Regions from separate parts of the Mus musculus genome. Here region 1 is linked to region 2. Evidence: chromatin loops called from intact Hi-C (ENCODE). Cell type or tissue: heart. All regions are shown on one strand. Each heading gives the region's core, and the rest is flanking DNA. Links, peaks and the distances in the headings are about the cores only.

The links. Hi-C counts contacts between places; a loop is a spot of excess contacts. Peaks named below come from ENCODE experiments on the same cell type or tissue, not always from the same donor. Only the 100,000 strongest peaks of a DNase experiment are listed, where the experiment ranks them.
Region 1: a loop joins it to region 2, with 4 times the contacts of the local background. A loop is called at or near these places in 1 of 42 quality-filtered maps.

What each region holds. Positions count from the first base shown.
Region 1 is chr16:16,354,637-16,362,627 of GRCm38, reverse strand. It overlaps Dnm1l (dynamin 1-like), which reads left to right and starts at 3,597. Exons shown (of 21, transcript NM_001360008.1): 1 at 3,597-3,864. The coding sequence starts at 3,763. In heart, for the core only: a CTCF peak has its summit at 3,946 (motif pointing right); a DNase peak (open chromatin) is centred at 3,657; H3K4me3 peaks cover 2,054 bases; H3K27ac peaks cover 1,634 bases.
Region 2 is chr16:15,858,564-15,866,554 of GRCm38, reverse strand. It overlaps Mzt2 (mitotic spindle organizing protein 2), which reads left to right and starts at 3,186. Exons shown (of 3, transcript NM_029354.3): 1 at 3,186-3,807; 2 at 4,012-4,157. The coding sequence starts at 3,632. Gm41425 (a long non-coding RNA gene) reads right to left here and starts at 3,118. Exons shown (of 3, transcript XR_875934.2): 1 at 3,044-3,118. In heart, for the core only: a CTCF peak has its summit at 3,550; DNase peaks (open chromatin) are centred at 3,164 and 3,964; H3K4me3 peaks cover 2,250 bases; H3K27ac peaks cover 1,948 bases.

The DNA of each region.
Region 1 (7,991 bases), core at 2,832-5,331, 500 kb before region 2:
AGTTCCAGGACAACTGGGGCTATACAGAGAAACACTGTCTCAAAAAACCAAACACCAAAAACCAAAAAAAAAAAAAAAAAAAAAAAACAAAAAACAAAAAAAAACCCAAAAAAACCCAAAAAACCAAACAAACAGGTATTTTCTGTTTGTGTAGACTGTTTTCAAAATAAAAAAATACTGCCAACCTAAAAACAGGCTGTCATATAATGTGCTTGATTTGTAGGAGACATTCTTTAGATTCCTTAAATTAGAGTTATAAAGCTGATAATAAAATTAAAATCTGCTCTATTTGTACTTTCTAATTGTGACTGAATTTGTAAGCCCTGACATGTAATGAAAAGTCAAACATATGTCCAGAGATAAAAACTATATAATCTGTACTTCTTAGATAATGAGTCTGTCCGTGGTCTGTGTTCTGTGTTCTGTGTTCTGTGAAAGTGACCCGAATACTAGTCAGTCAGAGTTGCAAGACCACCCTTCCTGACTCATTCCTCCCTCTCAAACTCTCTGTCTCCTCTCAGGCCACCCTGTCAAATGGCCAGGGAAGGCCTCCTGGCAGGCTAATATCTAAAATATATAAAGAGCTAGAAAAAAAAAAAACCAAAGTAGACATCAAGAAAACAATTGAATTAAAAATGAGGTCTACTCAAAGAATTCTCAAAAGAGTAAACTCAAATGGCTGAAAAGCAGTTAAAGTAATGTTCAATGTCCTTAGTCATTGGGAAATGCAAATCAAAACTAAGGATATATGAATATTCTTATGGAAACACAGGAGTTAGCAAACTAATTTCAAAATATCAATGTAAACAACAGGGAGTTTGAACAGAAGCACCACACATGTATAGACAGTGCTACTCCCAGACACCATGAGCTACTATAAAAATCACAGTGTAAGCATTAGATACTATCCTAGAAATTATTGGTCAGGGAACCCCCAGAAGTGTTCACAACAACACAGGCTATTGCCATCATCCTTGGTTACTCATGATGATGTGGCAGAAACAACACAAACTTTGACTGCAAGAAAAAAGTCAATCCTAAACTGTCCAGGAAATTCCCTGGTGTCCAGGTTTTATATTTCCCAGGCTTTTGGGCAAGAAAATACATTAATGATCATACCTAGTCTTCAACCCTGTATGCTACAGAACTGAGCTGCCAGGCAAGGTGTGCCAGGTCATACAATAATTGCGCAACTATTAGAACATAAGTAATGTCTTTCTGATTGAATATTCTACAGGAGAACATTTTATGCCTTATATTCTAATCCTATTAAGAATCTATGGCTTAGAAAGTAATAGTTGTTTTACTAAATGGTCATATTGTCAAATTTCCTTCTACATACTTAAGTTAACAGCCATAAATGTTGGCTGCTTTTAATCGTGCCCAGAGAAGCTTTTTGCAGCAGGCAGCAGGCAATACAAAGACTAAAACTGGCCAGAGTGTTGGGAATAAAAACTAAGCATTGAGCTGCAAAAGGAGCATTTTATCACCCCCACCACCTTGGACACACACACACATTTACACATATGTAAACATATATGCATACATGCACATATACACTCACACACAAACTCACATCCCTCACTAAGGCTCAGAAAACACCTCTGAAGAAGAAACTCCCTTGGAGAAACCTTTTTTTTTTTTTTTTTTTTTTTTTTGTGAGCAGTTATCAATTGGAGATAGTACCTGCACCTGAGTTAGGAATGGGGGCCTGTGTCTACTTTCAGATTATCTTTGTGTGTGTGTGTGTGTGTGTGTGTGTGTGTGTGTGTGTGTGTGTGTGTGTGTAATAATATTTAGGCCTCATCCCTTCCTGTTTCTTTCCTCTTATGTCTGATTGCTCTGGGCAATCCTGGCAGTAATGTACTGGTAGACTTTCTTAAGCACTGCCTGTGGGATTATTTTTTCTCTTACAAAAAGCTACATGATAATATATAAGACTATATGTGTTCTGTTACCAGAGAAAAGATAATTTGAGTAGGAACATATACCATACCAATCTATGACATGTTGGCTTTGGTAATATGTATGTATATCAATTTTACCAAACTAGCTCTTAGCACACAGTAAAAGACAAAGGAAAATCAAGTATAAATGCATCATTTTTCCTAGGGTACTTTATTTATCTCTGGCTAGGCTGGAGCTCACTATGGAGACAATAGAGCTGACTCTTGCCTCTGCCTTCTCAGTCTGAGGTTACATATATGCTGCTGCACTTGGTTTTGGATTCTGAAATCTTTGTTTTTAAAAGACAAAAGGGAAGGTCACAACATTTGCCAAGATGTCCAAAAATCACTTCTGGATCTTCAGAGTCTTTCATTTATGTGTTTTTCAAAACTTATTAACCAGCCACCATCTGTGTTCTGAACAGTAAAGCCTGTCTCCTATGGCATATGTTGCAGGTGAATGGTAAGTAACCCCTCCAGTTATACAATCCACAACTTTGTGACTATGAGTGCTCATGGCTATCATGAATAGATAGCAACAAGTTTTGCTTGGCTTTTCACTCCTCTCAGGCTGGGGAGTTTGTGGCTCTGAGTTACTGTTTTATTTATGTTTAACAGTCTTAAAATCCAGTATATTGTGATTATTTTGGTACCCTCATTACCCTCTGATATTCCCCCTTCCTTTCTAGGACTCCTTCTTCCCACCTATTAGTCCTAGTGGGTATACTAATAGAAAAAGCTAATCCCCAACTCCAGCAAACATTCACAGTTACTGCTCCTTTAGAAAGAATGGAGCTTCATGGGCACCTCCTGTTTCTATGATAGATAGCTGGAGGGCCCAATCTTGTGCAGGTATATAGTGCTATGTATTCAGGCTACAACTACAGCTTTGTAAGTAGATGACAGCTGCTCAATCCTTGGTTTCTTATATTCTTTCTGCCTTCATTTCTGCATTGTACCTTAAGTCGTAGTTGGTGTGTGTGATACGAATGTCTAGTTCTAAGGGCTTATCATTCACTCTCAGAACTTTGACCAGATAAACTCTCTTGGTGGGTAGGCTGGAGCGGTAGAAATGTCTGGAGACATTCTTTTAAGTTTTCCTATAGTTTCCTTGATTGCTCTTCATAAAGTAGTACTTCTCATAAGGAAATGACATTGGTTAATTAATAGACTCTATCCCTATTTTGGAAGGGGGGGGGGGTTCGAGACAGGGTTTCTCTGTGTAGCCCTGGCTGTCCTGGAACTCATTCTGTAGACCAGGCTAGCCTCGAACTCAGAAATTCGCCTGCCTCTGCCTCCCAAGTGCTGGGATAAAGGCATGCGCCATCACTGCCCGGCGACTCTATCCCTTCTTATAAACACAGGATTTCACTATGTAGTACAGACCTTGTTAACCTTTTGTCTAAGTCTTCCATGGTTGTCCATAAAATTGGTGTGTCCCAACTCCTGGAGGCATACTCATACATAACACTCTAACAATCATTATTCATCTAGCTGTTAGCTAGCATTTTGACTATAGTAGACTCAGATTCACGGTCTCAGCTTCCTTACCCGCCCAGTTCAGGTCGATACCTGAAACCTTCTAGAATAGGCCTTCGCGTTCCACTCAGCCTGAACTACATCTCCCGGCAGCCTTTGCGCGCCCACCTCTGTCGTGGCGCGTGGCCTGCCGGGAGCGGGCTGGGTGCTGGCCCGGCCCAATGGGTGCGGGCTCCCGAGGAAAGGGCGGAGGAGAAGAGGAAGCAAGCGGGCTGTGGGTCGAGTCCCCATTCATTGCAGTGGCCTGCTGGGTTGGGGGTCCAGTGTTTCGGGGGTCATGGAGGCGCTGATCCCGGTCATCAATAAGCTGCAGGACGTCTTCAACACAGTGGGTGCGGACATCATCCAGCTGCCTCAGATCGTCGTAGTGGGAACGCAGGTAAGATGAGGCCGCGATTGCGAGGCCTGGCTCGGCCGCAGGCCTGCAGGTGTCGCCAGGAGGAGGCCGGCAGCTCGGCGCTCCGCTCTGCTCCCGGGCGCTCAGCGGGACTGAGTGGCCCTGCAGCCTACAGCCCGGCGCGGCTTGGCCCAAGGGCACTCGGGGGACGCGCGGGCGGGCGTGTGGGCGGCTGTCGCTTCCTTCCGGCCGCTGAGGACGCGACGGACTCAGGAGTTGCTGTGAGCAGACAGGCAGCAAGCTAGTGGTGAGTCGGTGGCCCACGGAGCTATTACAAAGTAAAAATAAGATTAAAAGAAAATCCCGGGTGTAGTTGGAGGCCTAAAGTTAGGAAGGAGCACCATGACTTTGGTGTTTGTAATTTTGTTACTGTGACCCAAATTTGGTATAAGGTTCTCAGGCCTTATGTGGGGTATTGGCGATAAGTCCAAATTTTGTATGAAAGAATGTTGAATAGATATCTAGAATAGCAGAGATATGTGAGTTTCATTTTTTAAAAAAATGCCTGCTTTGAACTGAAGAGGAGCAACAGAACTTTAGGGGAGGAGGGCGTTTTTTGTTGGTTTTGTTTGTTTTAATGTTTGTGAGTACGCCGTCGCTGTCTTCAGACACACCAAAAGAGGGCATCAGATCCCATTATGGATGGTTGTGAGCCACCATGCCACCATGTGGTTGCTGGGAATTGACTTCTGGAAGACCATTCAGTGCCTCTATCCTCCTGGGGAGAATTGTTTTGTTTTGTTTTTGTTTTTGTTTTTTTTTGGGGGGGGGGCGTCGAGACAGGGTTTCTCTGTATAGCCCTGGCTGTCCTGGAACTCACTTTGGCCAGGCTGGCCTCGAACTCAGAAATCCGCCTGCCTCAACCTCCCGAGTGCAGGGATTAAAGGCGTGTGCCACTACACCTGGCGAGAATTGTTTTTGAGATGAGCCCTACTCTGTACTTCAAGCTGGCTAAGAATTTACCTTGTTACCTGAATTGGCTGAAACTCATAGCACTCCCCCTGCTTCAGCTCCCTTGACTGAAAAACTACCATGCCCAGAATTTTTTTTTTTTTTAATTTTTATGATGTGAGTGTTTTCCCTGGTGCTGGTTAGAAGAAAGTATATGATCCCCGAAACTGGAGTTACAAATGATTGTGAGATGCCATGTGGGTGCTGGAAACCAGGTCCTCTAAAAGAGCAGCCTTTGCTCTTAACCTCCAAGCCATCTCCCCAGCCCCTTTATAAACATACTTTTAGGTGCTCCCATTTGTTAATATTCTTTTCTTCTGAGGTGATGGGTGATTTCTCTGTTTTCCATGGGTTGTATGGCTACATCTTAACTACAGAAAGTGTATAAATATTATAAGAAGAAATAAATTAGAGGATATCCATATACTTCAAACCATCCTGTAGTTTATTATTATTATTGGCCTTTAAATATTTAAAGCAGTAGGAATTATTTTGGGGCCATTTGCTGGGTTGGCATAGATAGTTTTCGGACAGTCATGTCTGCATAATCCAGCATTAACACTTGATGTTGGCTGTGCCCGAAGACCAAATTATCAAGTGTACTATTTGGTTTTTTGTTTGTTTTGGTATTTTGTTCCTGCGATCTTATAGAAGATTTTCAGTGATGCATATTATTCATTGTAACGAGATATTTAGTTTTTAAGTTAATTTTTACTTTATGAATATTTGCCTGTGTTTATGTATATGTATATGTATCAAATGCCTGTTAATTCCTTTGGAAGCCAGAAGAAGGCAACTGATCTTCTGGAACTTGCCATACAAATGGTTGTGAACTGCCATGAACATGCTGGGAACTGAACTTAGGTCCTTTGCAAGAGCAACAAGTTCTCTTAACTGCTGAAGTATCTCTTCATTGGGACTTTTATAATAAGAACTATTTTTTGTAAATAAAATGAGAAAAGATGACTTAGTTAATTTTCTTTCATAACAATCAAGAATTGTGATCTAGCTTTAGAGCAGAAACCTTATACTCTTAAGAGATTTCCAAGTACATTTTAACCAGTAAAAGAATCAGGGATATAGTGAATCAGATTAAAGAGATTAAAATCAAGATGGGCTTTCTTACACACAACAGTGTTAGCCAGTAGAGGAGTAATGGAGGGAAGAAGGAAGGCCTTTGAAACTCAGCTTTGATGATCTTACTATCTAAAATTTAATTTAATTCACTTAAATCAACATTTCTTAGCCATTTTGACTTATTCTTTTGAGAACAGAAGAATAGATTCTTTTGAGAAACTATTGTCCATTATTTGAATGAGTTTTTTTGACCCTTGAGGTTTTTTTTTTTTTTTTTTCAGTTCTTTATATCTTCTGTATATTAAGTTTCCCTCAGCAATATAGCTGGCAAGATTCTCTCCCATCCTATGAATTTTCTCTTCAGTTGTTCTACAGAAGCTTTTTAGTTTTATGAGGTCCCACTTGCTAGTTTTAATTCTTAGACAAATGGAATCCTATTCAGAAACTCATTTTCTCTACCTATATCCTGTAAGGAACTGCCCACGTTTTCTTCTAGCAGTCTCAGGGTTTCAGATTTTACATTTAGGTCTTTGATCCATTTGCAGTTAGATTTTTGTGCAAGGTGATAGACAGATATGATCCTCATTTTGTTTTTCTACATGTGGACTTCCAGTTTTCTTAGCACTATTTCTTGAAGATGCTATCTTTTCTTCACTGCATGTTTTTGGCATCTTTGTCAAATATCAGAAGGTGGCTGTAGTCACATGTCCTCCTGTTTTTGTTTTCTTTGTTCTGTTGGTCTATGTATCTCTTTTTGTGCCATTACTTTACTAAGGCTCTATAGTATATCTTATAATCTGGAATGGCAATTACTCTAGAAACTGCAATAGCTTTGGCTGTCTGGGGTATTGCATGATTCTGTATAGATTTTAGAAATTTTTTTCTATTTCTGTGGAGAATAAGATAGAAATTTGATTGTGATTGCATTGAATCTGTAAACTTTTTTTGTATAGTGGTCATTTTTACAATATTAATTCTATGTAAACTATATAGCATGAACATGGGACGCTTTCTATTTTATAGTGTCTTCAGTCTCTTTAAAGGTTTAAAGTTTTTGCTGTATAGGGTTTTTTTGTTTTGTTTTGTTTTGTTTTTTACCTCCCTGGTTATTTCTCCTTAGATTTTTTTTTTCTTCTAGGCTATTGTGAGTGGGAATGTGTCTATACTATGGGAATAGGTCATATTATATTTATTCTTCCTATATAGACAAGTGGTTAGTTTTTTTGTAAGTTGATTCTATATCCTGTCATTTTCTGGTGTAATTTTTGGCTCTTAAGTATGGTGTATCATCTGCAGATAGGGATAATTTCTAATTTCTTTCCCTTGCCTCATTGCTCCAACTGGTGTTTTAAGGAATATTGAAAGGGAGTGGGGATGGTGGGCAGCACTGTGTAGTTACTGATTTCAGTGTGATTCCTTTGATTTCCCCCCATTTAGGATAAATGTTGCCTATGGGTTTGTCATCTATAGTCTTTATTATGTTATGTTCCCTCCCTCCAGTCTTCCTCTAGCACTTTGATCATGAAGGCATGTTGGATTTTGTCAAAGCCCTTTCTTTATCTACTGGGATGATCATGTGATTTTTGTCTTTAGGTTTATTTATTTTATTTACTAAATTATTGTCTTGAATGTGTTAAACTATCCCTATATCCCTGGATAAAGCCAACATGGTCATGTTGGACGATTTTTTGTTTTGTTTTTGTTTTTTTGAATGCTTGTCTTTAGTTTGGCAGTATTTTATTCAAGATTTCTGAATTGACGTTTATCAGGGATATTGGCCTGTAGTTTTCTTTCTTTGGTATTAGAATGATACTGGTTTTATTATTGATTTAGAAGTACTTCTCTTTCTTTTTTTTCTTCCTTCCTTTATTTATTTGTTTGCTTTTAATAATTTTAGAAGGGTTTGCTATTGATCTTTAAAAGTCTGGTAGAATTCATCTAGACTTAGTGCCTGGCTTTTGTTGTTTGTTAGCTTGCTTGTTTTACCATTTTTGTCTCATTTGTTCAAGGTTGGTTTAAGTGGTTGATCTCTTGGTTTAGCTTTGGTGGTTTGGATCAATTTAGAAATCCTTCCATTTCTT
Region 2 (7,991 bases), core at 2,189-4,688:
GAGTGCCAGTGAATCAGCTGCACAATAATGTAAGGGGAAATTGTGACCACATGGAATAGAGTCTCTCTGTGTGTGTCCATGTGTGAATGTGTAGGAAACAATAGGTGTGAATGTGTGACTGTGGGTGAGAGAAGAAAAGTACTTAAGATTGTGTATGCTTACATGAGTGTATATATATTGTGTGTGTTTTGTGGTGTAAAAGTGTGTAACATCATGTTCAATTTACATTTTGTTGCTGTGATAGACATCATAATCAAAAGCAACTTGGGAAGGAAGGAGTGTTTATTTCAGCTTACAGTTCAGTCCACCGACAAGGGAAGCCAAAGGAGGTATGGAAAGTAGGACTGGAAAGCAGGAACCATGGGGAAAAGCTGCTTACTGGTTTGCTTCCTCTGACTTGTTTCTTTTGGTGTGCTCAGTTACCTTTTACAGTCCATACCCATATGTGCCTAAGAAGAGCATGACCCACAGTGGGTTGGGCCCTCTTTCATTAATAGAAATTAAGAAAACACCTTACACATATGACCACAGGCCAAACTGATAGAGGCAATTCCTCAATTGAGATTTCTACTCTGTTAATGTGTAAGTTTGAGTTAAGCTGAGAAAGACTAGTCAGCGAAGAGTGTATACGTATGTTCAAAGATGTATAAAGGTATTAGGGTGTTACTATGTGTGATGGTTTGTATATCCTTGGACCAGGGAGTGGCACCATCTGAAGGTGTGGCCTTGTTGGAATAGGTATAACCTGGTTGGAATGGTTGTGTCACTGTGGGTGTGGGTATAAGATCCTCACCCTAGTTGCCTGGAAGTCAGTCTTCCACTAGCCGCCTTTGGATGAAGACATAGAACTCTCAGCTCATCCTGCGCCATGCCTGCCTGGATACTGCCATGCTCCCACCTTGATGATAATGGACTGAACCTCTGAACCTGTAAGCCAGCCTCAATTAAATGTTGTTTTTTATAAGACTTGCCTTGGTCATGGTGTCTGTTCACAGCAGTAAAACCCTGACTAATACACTATGTGTATGTAAGGGCATGTTTACTTGCTTCAAGCATTTCTGTGTGAGGTTGTGTGTTTAACACACTGTGTGTGCAGTGTGAGCATGCAGGCATGTAAGCATTCAAGTGTGAGAATATATACTTGCATGCAACATGGTTGTGAATGTATATGACACTGAGTCACATGTGAGCATCTGAGAGTATAACAGTGTGAAAGAATACGTAACAATATGGGCCTTAGTTAGGGCTTCTATTCTTTTGATAAAACACCATGACCAAAATCAACTTGGGGAGAAAAGGGCTCATATTATCTCACAAGTTGTGATCCATCATCTGTGGAAATCAGGGCCTGAACTCAAGACAGAACACAAAGGTAGGAGCTGGTGCAAAGGCCATGGAGAAATGTTGCTGGCTTATTTCCCATTGCTAGCTTAACCTGCTCTGATATACCATCCGGGACCACATGCCCAGGTGCGGTACCAGCCATAGTCACCTGGGCATTCTGGTATCAGTCATCAATTAAAAAAAAGATGCACCCCAGGCTTGCCCACAGGCCATCTGATAGGGTCATTTTCTCAATGGAGGATCTTCCCAGATGACTCTATCTTGTGTCGTGTTGGCAAAACACTAGCCAAGACAGTGTGTGTGTGTGTGTGTGTGTGTGTGTGTGTGTGTGTGAGAGAGAGAGAGAGAGAGAGAGAGAGAGAGAGATTTTGTATGAGCATGTTGTGTGTACATAAATGTTTGAATTTTTAAGTGCGTATTAGTACAAGAGCCCTTTATTAAGGTCTCTAAGTCTGTGCAATTTAGTCCTCTGGACTTTCCTAAAGTTGAGGCCATGTATGATTATGTCAGAATTATATGAAAATGGCGGAGTGACTTATGTGAGGGTCCAATGACCCTACCTTGACCTTCCTTCTATGAATGGACACTGGCCATCCATGGACCTGAGGTGATATACTCCTACAAACAGGCAGAGCTGATGGCATGCAGGTAACAGTTGTCTGGCTAGGGAGATGATGCTGTGCCTCACTTCGATTTGCCTCCAGTTTGTACTCTTGGGCATTCTGACCAATAGGAGCTGGTTCCTGGAGCCATCAATCCTACAATAAACTAATGAGGCAGGGAGGCCCTACATTTACATCATGGCCACAGTTCTGCGAAAACCTGAGATATTCTGGAATCCTGCAAACAAGCACCTGATGTTCCACCCTGGGAAGCAGGTGCCAGATTAGATGCACATACATCCTGTAATGTCTGCTCCTGGAGCCAGACTCATTCCCCACAGCCCACACTGGCTCTTCACAGTCACCAGCAGCTTACTGTCACCATGGTCCTCACTGTGACAGACGCACCATTCAACATGGAAATGGTGTTTAGTCCTTAGATCTGGACCTTGGTGACTGGCCAAAGGTTCACCAAATATGAAGACCGGAAGTGCAGAACCAGGGAAGCTGTGTTCAGTATAAGGAAGAAAGAAGGAAGGCTGAGAACTGACTAGATGCTCTAAATTCTCCCCTTCCCGGTAATGAATACGTTTTCCCCTAAGAATGAAGACTATTCACCCAATATATTTTTATATTGAAAATATTTTTTCATACTCTATAATCTGATCATGATTTCCCTCCCTTACCTCCTCCCTGAACTTTGCCACTTCCCTACCTTCTCAAGTTCTCTCTCTCTCTCTCTCCCTCCTCTCTTTTCTAGCAAATAGGCACATTTAAAAAAAATCAAGCCAGAATAAAACAAATTGAAAAAATAAAAACACCAATCAACAAACATACACATACGGATACACACACATATGCAAAAGACTAGTAATGTAAAATGGACAAAGCATCAGGAGACAAAATATCTCCAAGAGTGCCCCCGCACAAATTTTAGATGCCCCTCCTGGTCCCCTTTCACTGTGTAGGCACTTCTGGACGGCTCCCCCGGTCCACTCTTTCCCGATGGCAGTGACAATCATGGTAACCGGCCAAACATTTGCAGTTCTCAACACACCGGCCAAGCTAACGTGTTGAGTTCAAAATGACCATCCTACCTATCTTCAGAAATAGACGCCGCTATCCAGACACACAACCCGGAAATAGCGTCATCAAGCTGCGCGTCAGGCCACACCCCTGCCTACTGGGAAAAGCGGCTCAACCTCCCGGGAAAAGCGCCTGCAAAAGCAAAAGCCAATCAAGTGCAGAAGCAGTTGGCCACAAGGCGCGTGCGCAGTGACGTCCTCAGTTGCTCTTTACTCCCCAAGTTTATGTATTTCGGGGTCGGGGGACAGGAGTGCGTATCCGTTTAAAAGCAAAGCTGTTTAGGGACCGTCAACAGAACTGGTAATTACACGAGATCGTGAATACTCGTCATCCAACAGGCATTTGCTAAGTACCCGGTATATGCCAGGTACTATTCTGGGGTCTGCTACCTAAGCCAGCAGTCCAAGTCTGATCGTCAGGCAGTGATCAGCTTCCCACCACCCCACCCCATGCCTAGCACACTGCCCTGTGCACAGTAGACGTTCCGAACAAGTCAAGTAACCGACTGTGTAAAGGCCTCTTGGAACTCTCGCCTCGGTGCTGGAGCTGTTGACTTGCAGAGACTCTGTCCAACACAGATCCCTTTTCAGGCTATACGAATGGCGGCGGCGGCGGCTGCTGCTGGTGGTGCTGCACTCGCGGTTTCCACAGGATTGGAGACAGCAACGCTGCAGAAGCTGGCGCTTCGGCGGAAGAAAGTGCTGGGGGCCGAGGAGATGGAGCTGTACGAGCTAGCTCAGGCTGCTGGCGCCGCCATCGACCCCGATGTGTTCAAGTGAGAAAGCGGGGGTCGGGACTTTGAGCTCATACTCCCTACAGATAATGCCGGCTTTAGGACTCCTCATTCCTGCATCTGCTACTCTAAGATATCCGTGTCTCTTTAAGGGGTTTCAAGACGGTGACCCAGCTGGCGCGACTCCTAGAGCATGTCCGCCCTGTGGCTTTCAGTATTCGCTAAGCACTGCATTTGTTTCCCCAGGATCCTGGTGGACTTGCTGAATCTGAATGTGGCTCCCCTCGCCGTCTTCCAGATGCTGAAGTCCATGTGTGCTGGGCAGCGGCTGGCAAGCGATCCCCAGGACTCGGTGCCCATATCTCTGTCTACATCCACATCAGAGACCCGAGGTTAGAGATGGGCTGGGTACTTCTGCCTAGAGGGTGGCCGAGGTGGGGAAGGAGTAGAGAACCTCGTGCCGGCTTGTCTTAGAATTGCTCAACCTGTCTATAGGCCTCCTCCCAAGGTCTGCAGACCCATCCACCTTTCAGGGACTTTAGTTGGCTCCACCTTTCGGATTGTACTGCTGGACCAAAGACTGGTCCAAGCAAGCTAGACTTGGTCTTTCTGACTCCCTCTCACCTCTTCATCATGCCTCCATTGCACAGGTAGAGGAATAAACATGGCTTTGGTCTCCATCTACCACACAGCCTCAAGGAAGTGTTCAGAGAGCAGAGCAGACAACGCCTCCCCCTCCGAGGGCCACGTCTAGCTCCTGTTCATCTCAGGCCAGGCCCGAACACCTCTCATCTGGGGATTTTTTTGGGTTGCAGGACTGAAGCCATCTGATTCCTTTGGGACAAAAAGTAGAGGTCTGACAGAAAGATTCACCCAGTTCTCAGGTGTGAATGGCCTGGTCATGAGTGGGACCAGGTGTAAGCAGATGGTGGTGAGCAGAGTGTAACAGGGATCTCAGGTCCTCCAGCCTGCCCATCCTATCTGTTACATCTGTTCTCTCTGCCTGTCGGACCCTCTGAAATACAGCTTGTCCTCCCAGACAAGTGGATGCAAGTCCAGTGCTCATTTCCTGCCTGTAAGTGCAAGAACCACATGGAAGGAATCCAGGTGGGGTAAAGTGAGCAGTCTGGCCCAGTGAAGGCAGACTGTCAGGCCTGGGGACTCACACATACACGCTGACCCACCCACTTTCTGATCAATGTGTGTCTCTGGCCTCTATCACCCTTTCTCTTTGTGGAAGAGAAACAAGGGTAACCTTTCCCTCAGGCCTGCAGCCTCTCCAGGTCTGCTCCATGGCCCTCCTCCCAAGCACCTGCCTCCCTGCCCCCACCCCTCACCCTGGTTCTCTTGCTGCCCATCTTCTCCTGTCACAGGCATTTGATTGTCTAATCTGTGGGTTTGGTGTTGATGTGCACTCTGCCGCTGGAAGTTGCCATTGTCCCACAAGGCCAGGGCAGCTTTGAGCTACAATACCAGGGCACTGTAGGCCATCCCAGCCATGCAACTCAGAACAAGGACATGTTTTCTTGCTTAGTCTATCAAAGACACAGTACTTTTAGAATATGCAATTGTACCGGTGCCCCCGGATCATCCAACACCCCCACACTTGCACACTTTAAAGATCCCTACCCAGGCAGAGGATGTAGGTCAGGGACAAACATGAGGGATCATGGTATGCTATTGGGAACATGACCTCAGCCTCTTCAACACTGTCCCTTGGCTGATTGCAAGTATGGCGTAGGGAACAGATGCCTCTCCCTAGCCTCCTTGACAACACCATTAAGAATGACATTTTGTGGTCATACACATCTACTTGTAAACTGAGTTTTCTTTCATACCTCATTTGTGGCCTGAGGTACCTCTGCAGGTATTGGCAGTATGGGTCCAGTATCAGGGTGTGTGAGTTCCCAGGGTGCATGAGTTCCCAGGGTGCATGAGTTCCCAGGGTGTGTGAGTTCCCAGGGCTTTTCTAGCTGTCCCTCTTCCATAGCCTTCCCATGTTGCTGCTCTCTCTCCCAGGTGCCACCTTTAGGTTGAGAAGGCTGAGGAGAAGGATTGGAGATGGACTACAGGATGAAATGAGAACTACCTGGTGAGGACAGGAACCACAGACTTGTTAGCTCTGGAGACTAGAAAGTCCCGAGGGACATTGTGAAAAAAGGAAGCTTAGGAATACTGGGTGTTGTGGAGCACAGGTGGGGCTGGACCTGTAGCTCATAGGCTACCAAGTGAGGCATAGAGATCACTGACTTCTGTGTATCTTAGCATCCATATGCACAATGACCAAGTATGGAACGGAAAAAGTAATAGGTGTGGTCAGACTGATCCAGCTGGAGGCATGTGATGGCCTGTCATGTCAAGTTTGTGACCATTGAGGTTTGTCATAGCTTTCCTGGAGGAACTAGATTGGTATTGCTTCAGGCTGTGAGTTAGATACTGTTCAGCCCCGCGAGTCTGTACAATGCTGCAGGCATCTTGATGCAGCAGGTCCGCCTAGATTGCTGGACCCTGGCTGTCCATGTGGCCTTTAGTGAATCACTCATGTCTAGTACAGCAGACGCTGGCCACAGTGGTCTGGCCGTGCTGAGGAAAGCAGTTTCAGTTCAGTGCTCCCCTATTTAGAGTTAGGGAAACTAGACAGTTTGAAAAGCTGTCTCTCCAGAAAGTACAAGGTGAAATTTTGAGTGTAGCCAGATATCATTCATAAACTGGACTATAAGTGTATGGACACTTAGATAAGTGTCTTGAGCCATAACAGGGCAGCTCTTGTCAAGGTTGGATTTTGAAGGACTAGTATGAAAATGAACACAACATCTCATGAATATATATGGACATATAATGAGATAATAATCAAGTTGTCCCTTGATAGCTATAGGGATTCATTCCAAGACTACTCCTCCCCTACAAATACCAAAAACTACAAATGCTTTCATATAAAGTATCTCTCATGCATGCTTGCTTTCCTTTTTCTTCCTTCCTTCTTTCCTTCCTTCCTTCCCTCCTTTCATTTTTTTTTTCTATGCTAAGAAGTGAACTTAGGAATTTTGTACTATGTTCTACCCTTAAACCCTGGTACATTCGTGTTCTACATACTAGCCATGAAAAATGCCACTGAGCTACATCTCCAGACCTTTCTGATACCTCTGAGTCACAAATCTGAGAGTACGGGTACCTGGCATGTTGTAGAAATTATTTAATTCCCAGCCCGGGGTTTCTACCCCACCTTAAACCAATTAGTTCCCAAATGAAAGACACACTCACAGCCTTTATATTTACAATAAGCCCCAAATGGCATAACACCCCCTCCCTCATCCCCTCATCCCTCTTTTCTCAGAAAAAGGAGGCTCCCCATGGATACCAGCCTACTCTGGCACATCAAGTCACAGTAGGACCAAGCACATCCTCTCCCACTGAAGCCACACAAGGCAGCCTAGCTATGGGGAAGGGGTCCAAAGGCAGGCAACATAATCTGAATTAGATGCATTGTGTGGTTTTAAAATATGAACCATGCTAAATCCAGCTATGCACCTGCATCAGTGGTCTCACCCACCCCCATGGCCAGCCCCAAGCAGCCATCTTGCCCTGGTTCTCATGGCCAGCTGCTGCCAAGCCACTCCTGTCAGAACCCCACTCCCAGTCTGGTTCTTCATCTTGGCTAGCCTTGCCAGAGCTCCATGATAACCAGTCCACCACCTCATGGCCAGCTGTGGGAGCATTCTCACCAGTCCGTGCTAAGCTGTGGTTACCTCTTCCCTGGTTCTTGGTTCTTTGCCCAGTCTTCCCATTCCAAAGCCTGGCCAAATTCCACCCTGTCTATGTTCTTTCCCCACTGCTCACCTGAGTCACTGCAAATGGAAAACACCAGACAATCTTAAGTTTAAAATCAACAGTTGACACAACCACTGGGGGCTGAATCTATCATCTTAAATTCATCAACTATTCTGTTAGAAATCTTCTGGTGGCGGAGATCACCACCAGGTGTGATAGTTCTCAGTCTACATCCTGCCTCCTCTTGCTCCTGCCTCACTGTACCAAAAGAGGAAAGTCTCCTCTTCCTCTCTGACTCAGAAGGCCAGCCTCCTCCTTTTCACCTATTGATTGACTTCTGTAGTCTTTTATTATCCAATCAATTAATTAGGGAAAGTTTCTCTATAGTGAGAGACAACCCCCACCGTGCCTGGTCAACAATCATTTTTTTAGTTGAAAATAGATTTTTTTCATACAAT